Regions from separate parts of the Mus musculus genome. Here region 2 is linked to region 1. A link is a contact called in ENCODE Hi-C or POLR2A ChIA-PET data. All regions are on one chromosome and are shown on one strand. The core of a region is the stretch at or near the end of the contact, and the rest is flanking DNA. Distances in the headings are between cores, read along the strand shown. Region 1 holds the start of Zfp825 (zinc finger protein 825). Region 2 holds the start of Pdcd6 (programmed cell death 6).

Region 1 (7,329 bases), core at 1,699-4,198:
TGTGACTTCCCTTGGAAGCTCTGAGGGAATCATCCCCATATTTTGACTCTCCTCAATGTAGACTGGACACAGGATAGAATTAAACTTAGATTACAGGCAGTTTGTTATAAATGTTCATCTGAAGACAGAGACTTTTATTCCATATGTATTTACCATAAGTGTCATACTTTAAGTGCCTTAAATGCCTCACTTATTCCTTCAGAACTTCCAAAGGCTTTGTAGGATTTTTTTAATTCTCATTTTTGGAAATTTCCAACCTAATCTATATATAAATCCTTCTTTATTAAAACTATTTCTTTCTTTCGATCATTCTAACATTTTATATTTGTTATATCATAAGATACAATAAGTTTAACAAATAAATTCACATTCTACTATGACAACATTTGTTCAGGGGTGGTGAACAAGCTATGTTTATCCCCTCTTTCTAAGTTCTCAATGGCACCACATCTCAAAATTATCATAGTTCAATGAAAGATGTCAGTGAATTCACTGGGTTTACATACACAAAATTGACAAGGTGTTTCTTATGAGACTGTGGATATTCTAAAATCAGTCACATTAAAAATGCCTTCCTCGGGCTGGAGCAATAGCACAGTTGTTAAGAGCATGTACTGCTCTTCCAGAGGACCTCAGTTCAATTCCCAGTAAGCACATGGTGGCTTGCAACCATCTGTAATGGAATCCAACACCCTCTTCTGGTGTGTCTGGGGACAGCTACAGTGTATATTCATGGACATAAAAAAAATAAATCTTAAAAAAAAATGCCTTACTAACACTTAGCTTATCCTTGTCTGTTGGGATCTGTGAGTATCAAATTCTTTGTTTCCTTTGTTAGTATGCCACTTTTGGAGGCATGTGGCTGGGAAAACTTTTAGGTTCTTTTGAGGAGCCATTAAATCTGTAAGGTAGAAGTTACTAGAATCAGAACAAAACAAAACATTAAGATGCAAAATGAATACTTTGTAAGTCTGATATTTCTTCTTTGTGTAATAGGGATACTATTGACTCGGTGGGACCATCAAGAATAATGGTGGCTACCATTTGATCTTGTGCCATGTGGTTATATTACTAACCTGGTAAAATTAAATGGCCTATGTTTTATGATATCATTATCAAAAAAAGACACCAAGTCCCATGATTGCTTACATTTTAGAGGATTCCTTAGGTGAAATTTAGAACAACCGAAGAAGTAGTGGGTTTCTGTTGTATGTGAACTGGGCCCCTGAGTAGAGTAAACCTATTTCCCATCAGGGAATTCCAGGTTCTTGCATAGCCCCCTTATGACTTTCCTTGGGGCAGGAAGGAAGATGCTGATACTATGAAAAAGAGGACTGGGAAGGCAGATGAGAGAAGAGACAGGAGCTGATTTCACATAGCACAGCAAAATCTTTGTGCTAACCCTGAGCCTAACCCTAAACCTGTAACCCTAACCACTCTAACCCTAATCTAAACAATCTTTATCTTAATTCTAACCCTCTAATCCCCTAACTCTAACCCTGTATCCTGTAAGGGAGTTTTCTTAATTATTTCTTTTGAAGTGAGAAACCCTTGCTATATCTTGGTCTTTTGAGAGTTTAAGATCCACCTTTAATCCAGGCTACACATTCTTTCTGAAACCTACATACATAAAGGACCTTAAACAGGAAAGTTCTTTCAAATTGTCTACTTCTTTCCCTATATTTTTTAGCAAGGTGTTTTGTTTGTTCATTCATTCGTTTTGTTTTGTTTCTAAACTGCATTAGTAAGTACGTATTTCTTCAGAATTATGGTAAGTTCTCAAGATCTGCTGAGATATCAAGCAATGTGAACTCAACAAGTCCTTGATTTTTCTTGTTTCCCTTGGCAATGAACGTGCTCAGCCATTATTGGGCTAGGAGGACCACTGTCTGTGAGACATTCTATTAATCCCCTTTCTACATACATAGAGAAATTCGTCCTATGAGATGAGGTACATTTATCTGTACTAATTAATACAAGTGTGGTTTGTCTCCACCCTGCCACTGAGGAAGATGCGCTGGCTAACAACAGTGCTCTACACTGTTTGTCATCTCTTTCCTGCTTTTCTCCCAAGGTTGTTTCATACCTTTTTGGTGAAAAGGACCTGCAGTTTCCCTGAAGCCAGCATCAAGCTACAAAACAAAACTCTTGTATCCTAAAATCCTCTTTCATATTAATATCCTGGGCATCCTTCCACTGGTGAGCCAGAATGATACCTCCACTCTCAGTTCATAAAAGGCTATCCACCTTGATTTCAGGAAGAAGGGAAAGTGCTGTGAGGAAAGCTCAAGCAAGCCAGGAAGTAGGTCATGGTGAGTGCAGGACCACTGTCAAAACGGGAAGTAGGGGGCAGCTGAACAGCCTGAGCTCCCAAGGCTTGGAGGATAGACACAAATGCTACTGGAGAGCAAGTCAGACCAGAGATCTGGAAAAGGTCTGACCCGGGACTGCAAGCTCTATTTAACCCTGAGGAGGGGTAAGACTCACTGGCCCATCAAGGCCCCCAGGCGGACCTGCAAGTCAGACAATGAGGGTTGTTTAGGGTGGCTTCCTGCCGGTTCGTTTTGTTGTGCAGGCATGAATAGTCCTTTCTGTCCTGCTTTGAGTACTGCGTTGGGTGCGGTGGGGGACCTTAAGCGAGCTCCGAAATTGAGACATGGTGAGTGCTAGATCACTGCCCACAAAGGGGAGGAGCAGGCGGATGAACAGCCTGAGCGACGATAGTGGATCCTCTTCCAGGGCTGCATGGGACCACAGATAGATGAGGCTCTAGGAGGACAGACACCAAAAGCTACCCGAATGCAAACGACTCCCGAGATCTGTAAAAGGACCTGCCCCGGACAGGAAGCACACTTTAAACTAGAGGAGGGGTAAGACTCGCTGGCCAATCAAGGCTTCCGGGCGGAACTGCCAGTCACACAACGACTCGGTTTCTTCCGGAAGCCTTACTGGAAGTTTGTTTTTTGCTGTACAGGCTTGAATGTTTCTCCGTGTCTTCTTTGAGCGCTGCTATTGGGTGCTGTGAGGGGACGTCAAGTAAGCTCCGTTTTTGAAACATGGTGAGCGCATGGTTACTGTCTATAATGGATAGGGGCAGGTGGCTGAGCAGTGGGAGCTGAGGTGGTGGGTCCTCTCTGGGGCTGGATGGGAAGCCTCAGCCAGATGTAACCAGATGTGGCCAATTGTGCGGACCTTTGTGATGCTCCTCACTTGCTAAAACAGGCGGTGAACTCTGAATAACATCAGTATCAGGGCTGAATCAGCTCAAAACATTAGGATTAGGGGCTTGCTTGTAGAAATATCACGGGCAGGATGCCAAACATGGAAAGCCCTAGTTTCTCTTGAATCTTCTATAAGTTTTGCCCCCAGCATTTACCTATTAAGTATAAGATCCATTTGTAGTTAATTTTGTGGAGCTGTTAAAAGGCATCTCATGTGTTGGGTAGCACTCCCATGTTAAGCTGAGATGTAGAAGAGTAGAATTGATGATGTAAAGGGTTTACCAAGCTTAGGAAATAGTGACAGTAAGTAGCATTTAGCTGATGGAGGACTGTGTCAAAAACACCCCACAGGTTAGTATGCTAAGCAGGCCGGTTAGAGACTAGGATGCTAGGATTCACATGTTAGCTCACCAGGTTTGTCTACACAGCTGGCTCCAAACTATAACAAAGGAGAGACAACTGTGATGTACAATCAGCCACTTGGCCCATGCTCAAAGCAAAAAGCAGGTCTGTAACAAGCTGCTCAATCCATCCTTAACAGAGTCACAACCAACATGAAGGCCTGGTGTGCCTAAAGCTCCCATTGTCTAATTGAGAAAAGCATTGTTCTGCCACTCCACTGGTTGACATCCATTTGAGAAGGAAAAACACCTATGTGCTTGCAGACAGGAGCTGAGCATGGCTGTCCTCTGAGAGTCTCTACCAGTAACTGAGACAGATGCAGATACTTACAGCCAACCAATGGACTCCAGTCAGGGACCCTATGGAAGAGTTAGGGGAAGGATTGAAGGAGCTATAGGGGATGCCAGTCCCTTAAGAAGACCTATAGTATCATGTAACCTAGACCCCCGGGAGCTCAGAGAGACCAAGCCATCAACCAAAGAGAATACATGGGCTGGTCCATGGTCCCAGGAACATATGTAGCAGAGGACTGCTAATCTGTACCGAATAGGAGACTATACACCTAATCTTGTAGACTTGATTCCCCCGGGAAGAAGAATGAGGAAGGTGAGGAGTGGATGAGAGGAGTGGAGATGGAGTGATGGAGCAAGGTGTCACAGGCAAAGGGAAGGGGGAGGAGCGTAAAGAACCTTGGGAGGGGCAACAAGACCATGGGCCACAGTTAGAATGTAAATAAATAAACAGAGAGAGATGGAGAGAGAGGGAGAGAAGAAAGAAACATTGTTGTATGGAGGGCTAGCCTTATCAAGTAAATCTTTCCCTAAAGTTCTCATGTATAAAGAATGATATAACTGCTTCTCAAACCCGGGAACTTACTTTGCAGAGCCAATAATGGTCTGGAGCCTAGGCCTTGGGAGCTTTTTCTGAGGTTACAATGTATTGAGAATTAAATAGAGTTCCCTTTCTAAAGCCAGGAAAGTCCTTGGGAGAGCTGGTAATGGCCTGGGGCCAAGGCCTTCATGATAGTTTATATCCTCAGAACCCAACTCTTTTTTTTTTTCTTTTTTCTTTTTTTTAAATTTTTTTTATTTATTTGTTTGTTTGTTTATTTATTTATTTATTTATTTATTGAGACAAGGTTTCTCTGTGTTGCCCTGGCTGTCCTGGAACTCACTCTGTAGATCTGGCTGGCCTTGAACTCAGAAATCCGCCTGCCTCTGCCTCCCGAGTGCTGGGATTAAAGCGTGCGTCTTTACTGCCCAGGAGTAATGTTCTTGAGATAAGGGGTAACCTCCTTGTGCAGCTTCTTAGAGGAAGGTGAGGTCTTCTTAGAAGTCTCCCATTGATTTCCATCTTCCCTCTGTAAGTAGAATACAAGCTGCTATTCTTAAGAGCTTTACTTAGCACAAGACATGGCTTTTGCAACACCTCTCCACCACAACTTCTATTCATTCTTTTTTTCTTTTTTAAAGATTTGTTTTGTGTGTATATATATATATATATATATATATATATATATATGAATATGATTGCTCTCTTCAGACACACCAGAAGAGTGCATCAGATCCCATTACAGATGGTTGTGAGCCACCATGTGGTTTCTGGGAATTGAATGCAGGACCCCTGGAAGAGCACTTGGCTCTCTTAACTGCTAAGCCATCTCTCCAGCCCACTTTTATACATTCTACCTTCTACTTTTTGGCTTTTTCATCCTCTGGGCTCTTGGACTTTGGGCCCTGTCACTGAAGAATTACCCTTTGTATTAGGGCACTGGTGTAATTAAGAAATACTTTCTGGAATATCTTTGCTGTCAAAATCTCCCGTCTACCTCATTGGCTAGACTCTCCTGTCACTATTTAAACTGTCCAAAGTATAACATGAAGCCTGATCCTAAAAGAACATAGACAGAGCTCAATTTGTGCTATCATTATAGAGATTTTTTTTCAAAAAAATCTTTAATTGTGTGTAGAGTGACTTCGCCCTGGGAAGGCATATGAAGTCTAACACAACTGTATCTTCAGCCTTTTAGAAAGATGTTTCCAAGAAAAGCTTTGTTGACTCAGGTCACCTTGCTGCCAGTCTGTAGGTCCCCAGAGAAATGACCTTGCTTGCCTCTTGATTAAACTTCCTAAATTCTTTAGTTAAAAGGCTGTACCCCAACAGAGTTTTAAAATTGCCCATTGGAGTCATGGAGTGAACTGTCCATTGCAGCAACAGGAAAAGGACGGGCATGTGGAGCACGGCTTCTGCCTTCAGACCAGAACATGGGGAACAGGTTCCTGTGTACACTGCACAGTGAAATAGGATAGGCAGTAGCTACATCACAGATTAAAGTTTAAGGGAGTCAGCTGAAGGGGGCACCGTTATGAAGAAAGATCTGATACAAGCAGGGTGAGTGACTGTGAAATATCCCAGCATGTATTAATTCATGTATGTGAAGAAAAACAGACCAGATTGCAGGGGTGTACAGTTTGGGTATGTTAGCTTGAGCCAGTGAATATTGAATTACCAATTAGGAGACTGCCTTGTGGAGATATGTGGACTGCTTACTGATATAGTTAAGTCAACTCAGATATTTGAGATATAAACAATTGACTATGCTTTGTTTGTCAGCAGTAACATTGCACATAGGGACAAGGTCACACACTGTCTTATTAATGCCATTCTCTCTACCAGGTATGTCTGCTCTTTTTTAAAGGTAGTATATGTATCTGTTTTCTTCAAATATATTTATTTATCTTTTTAAAAGGTCAGTTGTTGGTATTACTTTTTGAATTTCATTTTCTGTATGTATCACTGCTCTAATCTCTTGTTCGTTTCTATTCTCCAAAGTTTCCTCATTATTAAGAATTCCATTCCCTTTGTTCAGAGGCTTTCATATTTGTTTCTGTTTAGAGCAGTGTTTTCTGTAGCTGAGACCTTGGTCATTATATGTAGTTAAGACTTGCTTTGAAAACCTAATCCTGGCTCTGCTGCACTGTGCCTTCAAGACAGTCATACACCTCCTTTCAGGCTGGGCCCTATTACTCAGTGTGAAGAAAAATGAGTGTCCTCTAACCTCCATGTCTTTTTTGTGGGTATTACAGATAAGAGGGACCGTGTAACAATTGAGTTCATCAACCAGCTTTGAAGCTTGTGTAGTCACAGCACAGAAAGGCTATGGAGGGACGAAAGCGGGAGCTTTCCTGTTTTGACAGTAGTTGGCTTTAGCGATGAGTACTCAGGTAATCAATTTTAAACGGTCAGTAAAAGTCCAAACTGGCCATTTTGGGAAGTTCACAGACCAGGGCAATCAAGAATCTGCATGTGAAACTGAATTTATTTCTAGAAACCAAATTTCTGTAGTTACACTTGTTCAACCAACACAGAAGATCTGTACAAACAGGTGTCCCTGTGCATACCAGGATTGTTATATTTTTGTCCAAAAGTGCACAACCTGAAAGAAAATGTATGAATAATACTTGGTGTGTTCTAATACATATGTCTAGTCAATGAACAATATTGTACCATAAAGCCTGTTCAACATTTAAAATAATATTTGAGATCATAATTAATCATTTGAACCTTCTCATTTTTTCCTACTGCTAAGTCTCAAACCCTGGGACAAATGACTGAAGTGCCTATCTAACAAATCAAAGCCGATGTGGCTGTCAATTCTCCCTGACATTCTAGTTCCTTCCTGTTACAAGGTGTGCCTGGTAGAACT
Region 2 (7,329 bases), core at 1,830-4,329, 180 kb after region 1:
GCCTGTTTTTCCAGTACTCTGGAGGCTGATGTGTGAGGATAAAAAAATTGAGATGTGACTAGAGAGATAGTTTAGAGGTTAAAAGTTCATACTTTTCTTTCAGAGAACCTGAGTCCCCCATTACATGGGGTAGCTCATAACTATCTTTATTCTCAGGGGTATCCTCTGTTCTCCTTGGGTACCTGCACTTAGGCCCACACTCACACAGACACATACATAATTAAAAATAATGAAAATTAAAAAGAAAGTTTAAACATAGCTTGTGCTATATAGAAAGAATCTCACGCAAACACACATAAAGCAAATGCTTCATATAACATAAATGTATGCTTGTTTGTTTGCTTTAAAAAACAAACCAACAAAAACACCAGCAAGGAGAGAAACAGAAGATTGACCTGCATTATTGCACCAGGAATTTCAGTTCCTAAGCTGCTGGTTGCACCCCAAAATTTGTATTTCTAGAATGACCAAGGAATTTGAAAATTCTAGAATGACATGGCCTACCAGAAGGCAGGATAGCAAGTGGGAAGTTGTGGCTACTGAGTACCATGGCTCCATTCAGAACATTTAATGAGTATGCAAAGCTTTATGGGAGTGCTAGACTGTCAGAGCAATAGTGAAGCTTAGTACTTGAAACACAATCTCCTGCAGCATAATATGGTGATGGTTTCCTAGTAATCACAAATGTAAATTTCTATAATTCACTAATGAGCTAGGAATCAGAATCTTTCAAAATGCAGGTCTCAGAACTTCAAAAATTAAACATTGTAAAAGCAGCAGCAAATCAGGTGAGTAAAGAAAGGTGCCAGGTATAATGGCCCCTTGAAGGAAACAAAAAGACACATTCAGACTTGCACTGAGCAATGCTTTGTCATAGTTACATGTAGCTGGTTACGTTTTAATTAGCTTGAAATTTGAACTGACTTCAATTACACTAGTCCATCTCAGTTCTCTGTAGCCTCATGTGACAAGTGGCTATGTCAGTCCAAGTATATCAGAACCAGTTCATCTTGGGCCAGTGGTGCTTTGTGGACGTTTGCTGCTCCCTCACACCATCTAGCGCACATTTGACACACTCATCAATACTCACTAAGAAGCTTGAGTTACATAAAGAGTGATAGGTTCTCTTTAGTATTAAATTCAAACCAGAATTTTATTGGAGCCAAGTGACAGTTTTAACACTAGAGAAAGAAGGGTGTGCTGAGCATATTTGGCTATCAGGAAAAGTTAACTGAAAATTTGTCTTCCATGTGCAAATGTTCAGGGTGCATTCCACCAGTAAGCAAAGGAACCAATGTGGCTTAGAGGTACACTTAAATTAGATATGTATAAGAACACGCATGCGTCTGTACACATACAAAAAGATCTTTATGCAAAAGATATGACAATGACTTACCCATTTCATGCACCTCAGCTCCCAGAAAGAGCCAATGTTTAGAAAAGTTCTAAAGGAAAACAATTTTGTGTATATAGTAGCTCAAAGAAGTAGCTCAGAGAATTAGGTTAAAGGAAAGAGTGGCCCAATATGCAGACACATGATATGATTAACATCATAGGAGGACAGGGTTATCTCATTTATTTCTCTACTGGAAAGCTTAGAACAGACCTGGTTAAGAGGAAACTAAACCTGAGATAGGGCAAGGAGATAGATGGTGGCACCTGGAAGACAACTACCTGTAAGCTGTTGCAGAAGGTGGTCTCTTTGGGACTGGACCTTTATAGCATTCCAAAGTCAGCAAACAGCTGGTAGAGTCCCGGATTCAGCAGCCTCGGGTCTGCTGAAGTTTCTCTGTACTGGAAAACTTCCAGTTCAAGTAGGAAAATTATGATTAATATTTTTGTATTTCTGGTAAAGAGAAAAGGAGCCAGAGAGAGGACAGAATAAAAATAGATCTCAGATTCTAAATAAAAGAACCAGAAAAGTCTAAAAGATTATTCAAAAGTGAGATGAACAGTTTATGAGAAATTATAAAAAATGAATTCGCCAAATCCTGGAAAAAAAATCTACCTTTCTTAAAGAATTTTGTAGATTTTGAGGTAAATGTCAAAGCTATAAGATGTTTCTTTGAGCAATTTGAAAGTCTCTTAAGATGTCCTAAGAACAAGAGAAATGGAGCAGAAAACGATACAGTTGGGACTTGATCAGATCTATAGCTGTGCTAAATAATGGATGATTATCCACATGGAAGTTTCAGATGTACAAGGCCATACTCTTGGCCCTTGGTCTCTTCACCCTCTTCTTTAGTTATGGGGTAAACAAACCCCCCATAAAGACAGCATAGCAGTTCTTATTATAAGTCTGTCCCTGGATGAGGACTACAGGAAGGCTGGAATAATCCTATGGCAGAACGGAGTAATCTGTATCTTGAGCTATTCACAGTATTCAGATTTAGGTGGAAGGATGGCCTGACAGCCCGTGAATGTGACCGGTTGGTAGTTGCCCCAATGCTATGCATTTTCCCATTTAGGGACATTCCAAACTATAAAAGCACCATAGAATTAGTATCTAGAACGAAAGAAGGAATACTTATAATTAAAAGGAGTAACCACCAAAAGTACAGAAGTCCAAGTAAGGGGTGGAGAAAACACAGCTCTCACCTCAGGACCAAACCTCACTCGGGCCATTTACAAATGAAGTCACTGCAAACCTAGGGAGGCTGGGCATAAACCGATATAAGCAAGTGGGAAGGCAAGAAGGTGTAGTATGGACAGACGGACAAACTCCAGAGTGCACAAAATGCACTTTGCGTTTCCGCCGAGGACTTCATGCGGTTGGTGCACATCACATTCGCACTAAATACTAATGCAGACGTAAAGGGAAGCCGTCGGTCCAAGTGAAAGCTTTCACCACTTTCCGTTACAGGTCGAGGCGTTTTGTAAGCTTGGGTCGGCCCCTCATGGCGTGGTCTCTTCTGAGCTCACCCGCCGCAGCTTCGGGCTGAGACACACAGGAGGGCGGAGCGGGGTGGGGCTGAAAAGGAAAGGGACACCCAAGGCCGGGCAAGAGTAGGAGGCGGAGCTCAGACTAACCCCAAGGCCCTCCAGACGTTGCGTGGCAACGGACCACGCCTGCCAAGTGACTCAAAGGTGCGCGCTTCCGTTGTTCCCAGGAAGTTGTGGGCTCCTGGTCCTGCCCCATAACTGAGGCGGAAGCATAGCTTGTGGAGCTGGGCCGCGTTGCCGCTGTGCATCAGCCCATGGCTGCCTACTCCTACCGCCCAGGCCCGGGTGGTGGCCCCGGCCCTGCTGCTGGAGCTGCACTGCCAGACCAGAGCTTCCTGTGGAACGTCTTCCAGCGGTAAGGCCAGCGCCGCTCAGCTCCTTCGGCCCTTGGGTCGGTCCTCAGTTTTCAGGGCCTATTCTCCAGTCCTCCCTCTCCCCAGCCCTTCATCCCCCGACCTCCTTCCCAGTCCTTCCTACTCCCCTCCATCCCCGACTTTCTCTCTTCTACAATAGCACAGGGTTCAGGGTCATGTTGGCAGTGACTTTGCCCAGGGCCGAAGGGCGCGGAACAGTCGCCCTACAGGGTCAGGTGCTTGCGTTAGAAACAGGACAAATCTTGAATCAGGAAAACGGCATCAGTGAAAAGAGCTGGCTGCTATTGCATGTCTTCTGTCCCTGGCCGTCCTTCTGAATGACTGATTGTCTTTCCACTGACTCGTGCCAAAGAATGACTTATTCGTCCTAGAGAATCTTTCTTTACCTATTATGATGAACTGGTGCAGGTATAAATTAAGCAGACTTGAAGAGCTAACAGAAAGCTTGAAAGGAATAGAGAAAAGATGACTCAACCCCTCCTACTGCTTCTGGTTGTTCATTAGTCTCTGGCACACCTGGGGGCGTGTGACATTCCAGCTGAGCAAAGAGGAAGGTCTGGCCAGAGTAACATTCCAGACCTAGTGTAGATTGATGAAAATGATGTCTTGGCTATGTTTTATTTTTAATACTTCCTTTACATTTAATCACCAGCTTACCTGTTTTCTGTTTGTTTGTTTGTTTGTTTGTTTTTGTAGGGTTGATAAAGACAGGAGTGGAGTGATTTCAGACAATGAGCTTCAGCAAGCATTATCCAATGGTGAGTTGAAGCCTGATTCATTCACAGTAAGCAGTTTCCTTCCTGGAATTATTTCCAAAGAAGTCCTTAAGACTAAATTGCCATTACCGGTATAAGGTAAAGGTGTTTGCTAAGCTTCTGTGTTTGTATTTTCTTAATTATCATTGCTGCCTTACCGAGCTCCAGAACAAATGTATGTGAGCCTCTGAAATGGGAGCTATAGTGTAGACCTTGCCCAAGAGTGAAAAAGGTTAGCTCTGTGCAACAGAGGTCCCTCACTTATCTAGAAGGCCTTTGACCTGCTATCAGTCTTAGCAACTGTTCTGAAGAGGATCATCGGGGACACTGACAAATTGTCAGGTGACATTTAGAAGTAATTGCTTAGTTTTTGAAAGGCTTCAAGATGGTCCTTAGGTACTTTTGTGGAAGTATGTTTGCTATAAGAACTGCTAAAACTTGCCGGGCGGTGGTGGCGCATGTCTTTAATCCCAGCACTCAGGAGGCAGAGGCAGGCGGATTTCTGAGTTGGAGGCCAGCCTGGTCTACAAAGTGAGTTCTAGGATAGCCAGGGCTATACAGAGAAACCCTGTCTCGAAATAACAAAAAAAAAAAAACAAAAAAACAAACAAAAAAAACCCTGCTAAAACTTAAAAGAAGGGTGCACTGAGCTGGGGGTGCTGGAGAGATGGCTCAAAGGTCAAGAACACTGGCTGCTCTTCCAGAGGACCTGGGTTTAATTCCCAGCACCCACATGGCAGCTCACAACTGCACATAACTCCAATTCCAGAGGATGTGACACTCTCACACCAATGAGTGTAAAGTAGGATTATTTTTACTATAAAATACTATATTAATATTTTGTTGTATAATATGTTAACATACATTATGCACACACACATACATATACATATACATATAAACATTAAAACTCGGGGACCAGTTTAGGAAATAGAGATATGGGAGATGCTGTCAGCAGGAGCAAGGGGAGGTATTTGTATAATGTGAGGAACACTGTCTCCCAGGAGAATTGAGAAGATTGTGGCTTTTTTATGGAGCTCTTCATGGAGTCATGTTCTTGCTGGTGTTATTGTCATTAATCTTTAGTGGCGCCATTAGAGACAATTTTTTTTCTTTAAAATTTTTTATTTAATTTTGATATTTATTTTATTTGTATGAATGTTTGACCTGCTTGTATGTATGTAAGCGCACCAAGTGTATACCTGCTGCCCATGGAATATAGAAGTGGGCATCTGATCCCCTGGAACTGAAGTTATAAATGGTTGTAAGCCACCACGTAGTTGCTGAGGATCGAACGTGCATCCTGTGCAACAGCAACAAGTGTGCTAAACTCCTGGGCTGCCTCTCCAGCCTCCTCATCCTGCCCCCTCCTTTTTTCTTTTTTGTGTTTGGTTTTTGGTTTTTGGTTTTTGGTTTTGACCAACTCATTAGTCCTAGACTGGCCTTGAACTTCTGTGTATTCAAGGATGACCGTTAGACTTTTGATCCTCCTGCCTCTAACTCCTGAGCTCTTTAGTGCTGGTTTACTCTGTCCTGAGGATAGAGCCTAGAGCTACACGCACCGCTAGAACTGAGTACATGTACAACCCTAGAGAACCCATCTTTCTTATTAAATGTCATTTGTAATTCTTTAGGTGTGGCTTTCTTTTCTAATAACTGTATTTAGAAATTGTCTTTTCCTTAGGTGTGCTATAGAAGCCTGGAAAGGGATTACTTTTAAGACACGATGGAAATTTTAAAAGGCTCATTTTTGTTCTACTGGGGAGCCTTTTCCTGTAATTTGATTCGATGAAGGGAGAGGCAAGTGAGATGCTAGATAGTGCCTCAGAGCCTTGGTGTCCAAATTAAAGGAACGCTTTGGTTCATTTGTGTTTCGGTGACCTTTGCCTTTCACAAATGTGATAGAATTGACACAATTTTTACTTACTTAACCTGTGGGGACTACAAGATGCTATTGTCAAGGGGCCACTTTAAATCTTGGTGGTTTCCTATCACCTAATGGTATAATGATGGTAATGAGCTAGCTACTGTGCTGTATTATTACAGTATTAAGGAGGTAGACTTTGTCAGGAGTTATCAGGGAGAAAGGGAAGCCACACCCATGTGGTATGAGATACATCTTCCAATGAAGAGAGGCATGTAGACAGGAACGTAGGTGTCTAGTGGTTTGGATCACAAGTTTAGTGACCTAAAACTGGTGCAGACAAGGTAAAAAAGCATAAAGGCGTCAGGGTGGAAGGAAGTGACAACATCTCAGGTATCAGGACAGAAATACTGGTGTCGTGTGTCACCTGCTCTGTGATAGAACATTTATGCTCACTGATAATCAGCTCTATTCCATATAGTCAGAATACAAGAAAAAATAAATAGAATTTAATCACATTAGCTGAGAAATAGAGAGTAAGGTGGTAAAGAGGAAAGGAAGGTTATTAATAAATCATAAATCTGACTTTAAATTTTTTTAAAAGATTTATTTATTATTATATGTAAGTACACTGTAGCTGTCTTCAGACACTCCAGAAGAGGGCGTCAGATCTCATTATGGATGGTTGTGAGTCACCATGTGGTTGCTGGGATTTGAACTCAGGACCTTCAGAAGAGCAGTCAGTGCTCTTACCTGCTGAGCCATCTCTCCAGCCCCGACTTTAAAATTTTTAATAGCTAATGCGAAGAGAAAAATGTATTTAGTTAATCTTGGTTTTTCCAAAAATACAAACAAAAACAAATAGTTACCAAAGCCTTTTGGACACACAGATTATTAAAGGTCTGCTTGTACACATGAGGCCAGTTCTTATACCCCCAGCATAAACCAAGATTTTTCCCTATTTAGCATGGGCACCAATTTCAAAGTGGTTCTGACACAAACAAGGGCTTAGTGTCCTTCAAGCAACTGTTAAAAGTTAATACACTCTGTCCTCCCTCTCTCTCTCTCTCTCTCTCTCTCTCTCTCTCTCTCCTGTTCATAAGGCTGGAGATCTTATGACGTAATCACTGTGCAAAGCATCTGACTTTTAATACTGTTAGCCATGGCAACTAAATGCTACTTTCAGTTTCAAACTTTAGGTCTCTCTGGCTTTTAGATTATAAGCGTCATGAAGAAGGTTCACACTGTACTACTGTTCAGGGACAGTTAGCGTTGGATAGTTGCATATGAGTTCTCACTACCCTTCTCAGAATTGCTATGTTTACAGGATTTAAACTATTTTGACTTCTAATTAGTCTTCTAGGATTGCTTTTCTACTTTGATTTTGGAATCA

The links. A loop is a pair of places that touch in the nucleus more often than their neighbours do. ChIA-PET counts read pairs that join two places held with the same protein, here RNA polymerase II (POLR2A).
Region 2: POLR2A ChIA-PET joins it to region 1 with 13 read pairs in embryonic stem cell. The contact joins the promoter of Pdcd6 here to the promoter of Zfp825 in region 1. A Hi-C loop is called at or near these places in 1 of 37 maps with a recorded cell type or tissue (T-helper 1 cell). POLR2A ChIA-PET finds 5 or more read pairs at or near these places in 4 of 5 experiments (Patski and embryonic stem cell).

Annotation. Positions count from the first base shown.
Region 1 is chr13:74,489,580-74,496,908 of GRCm38, reverse strand. It overlaps Zfp825 (zinc finger protein 825), which reads left to right and starts at 2,948. Exons shown (of 5, transcript NM_001377115.1): 1 at 2,948-3,059.
Region 2 is chr13:74,313,076-74,320,404 of GRCm38, reverse strand. It overlaps Pdcd6 (programmed cell death 6), which reads left to right and starts at 3,079. Exons shown (of 6, transcript NM_011051.3): 1 at 3,079-3,298; 2 at 4,014-4,075. The coding sequence starts at 3,198.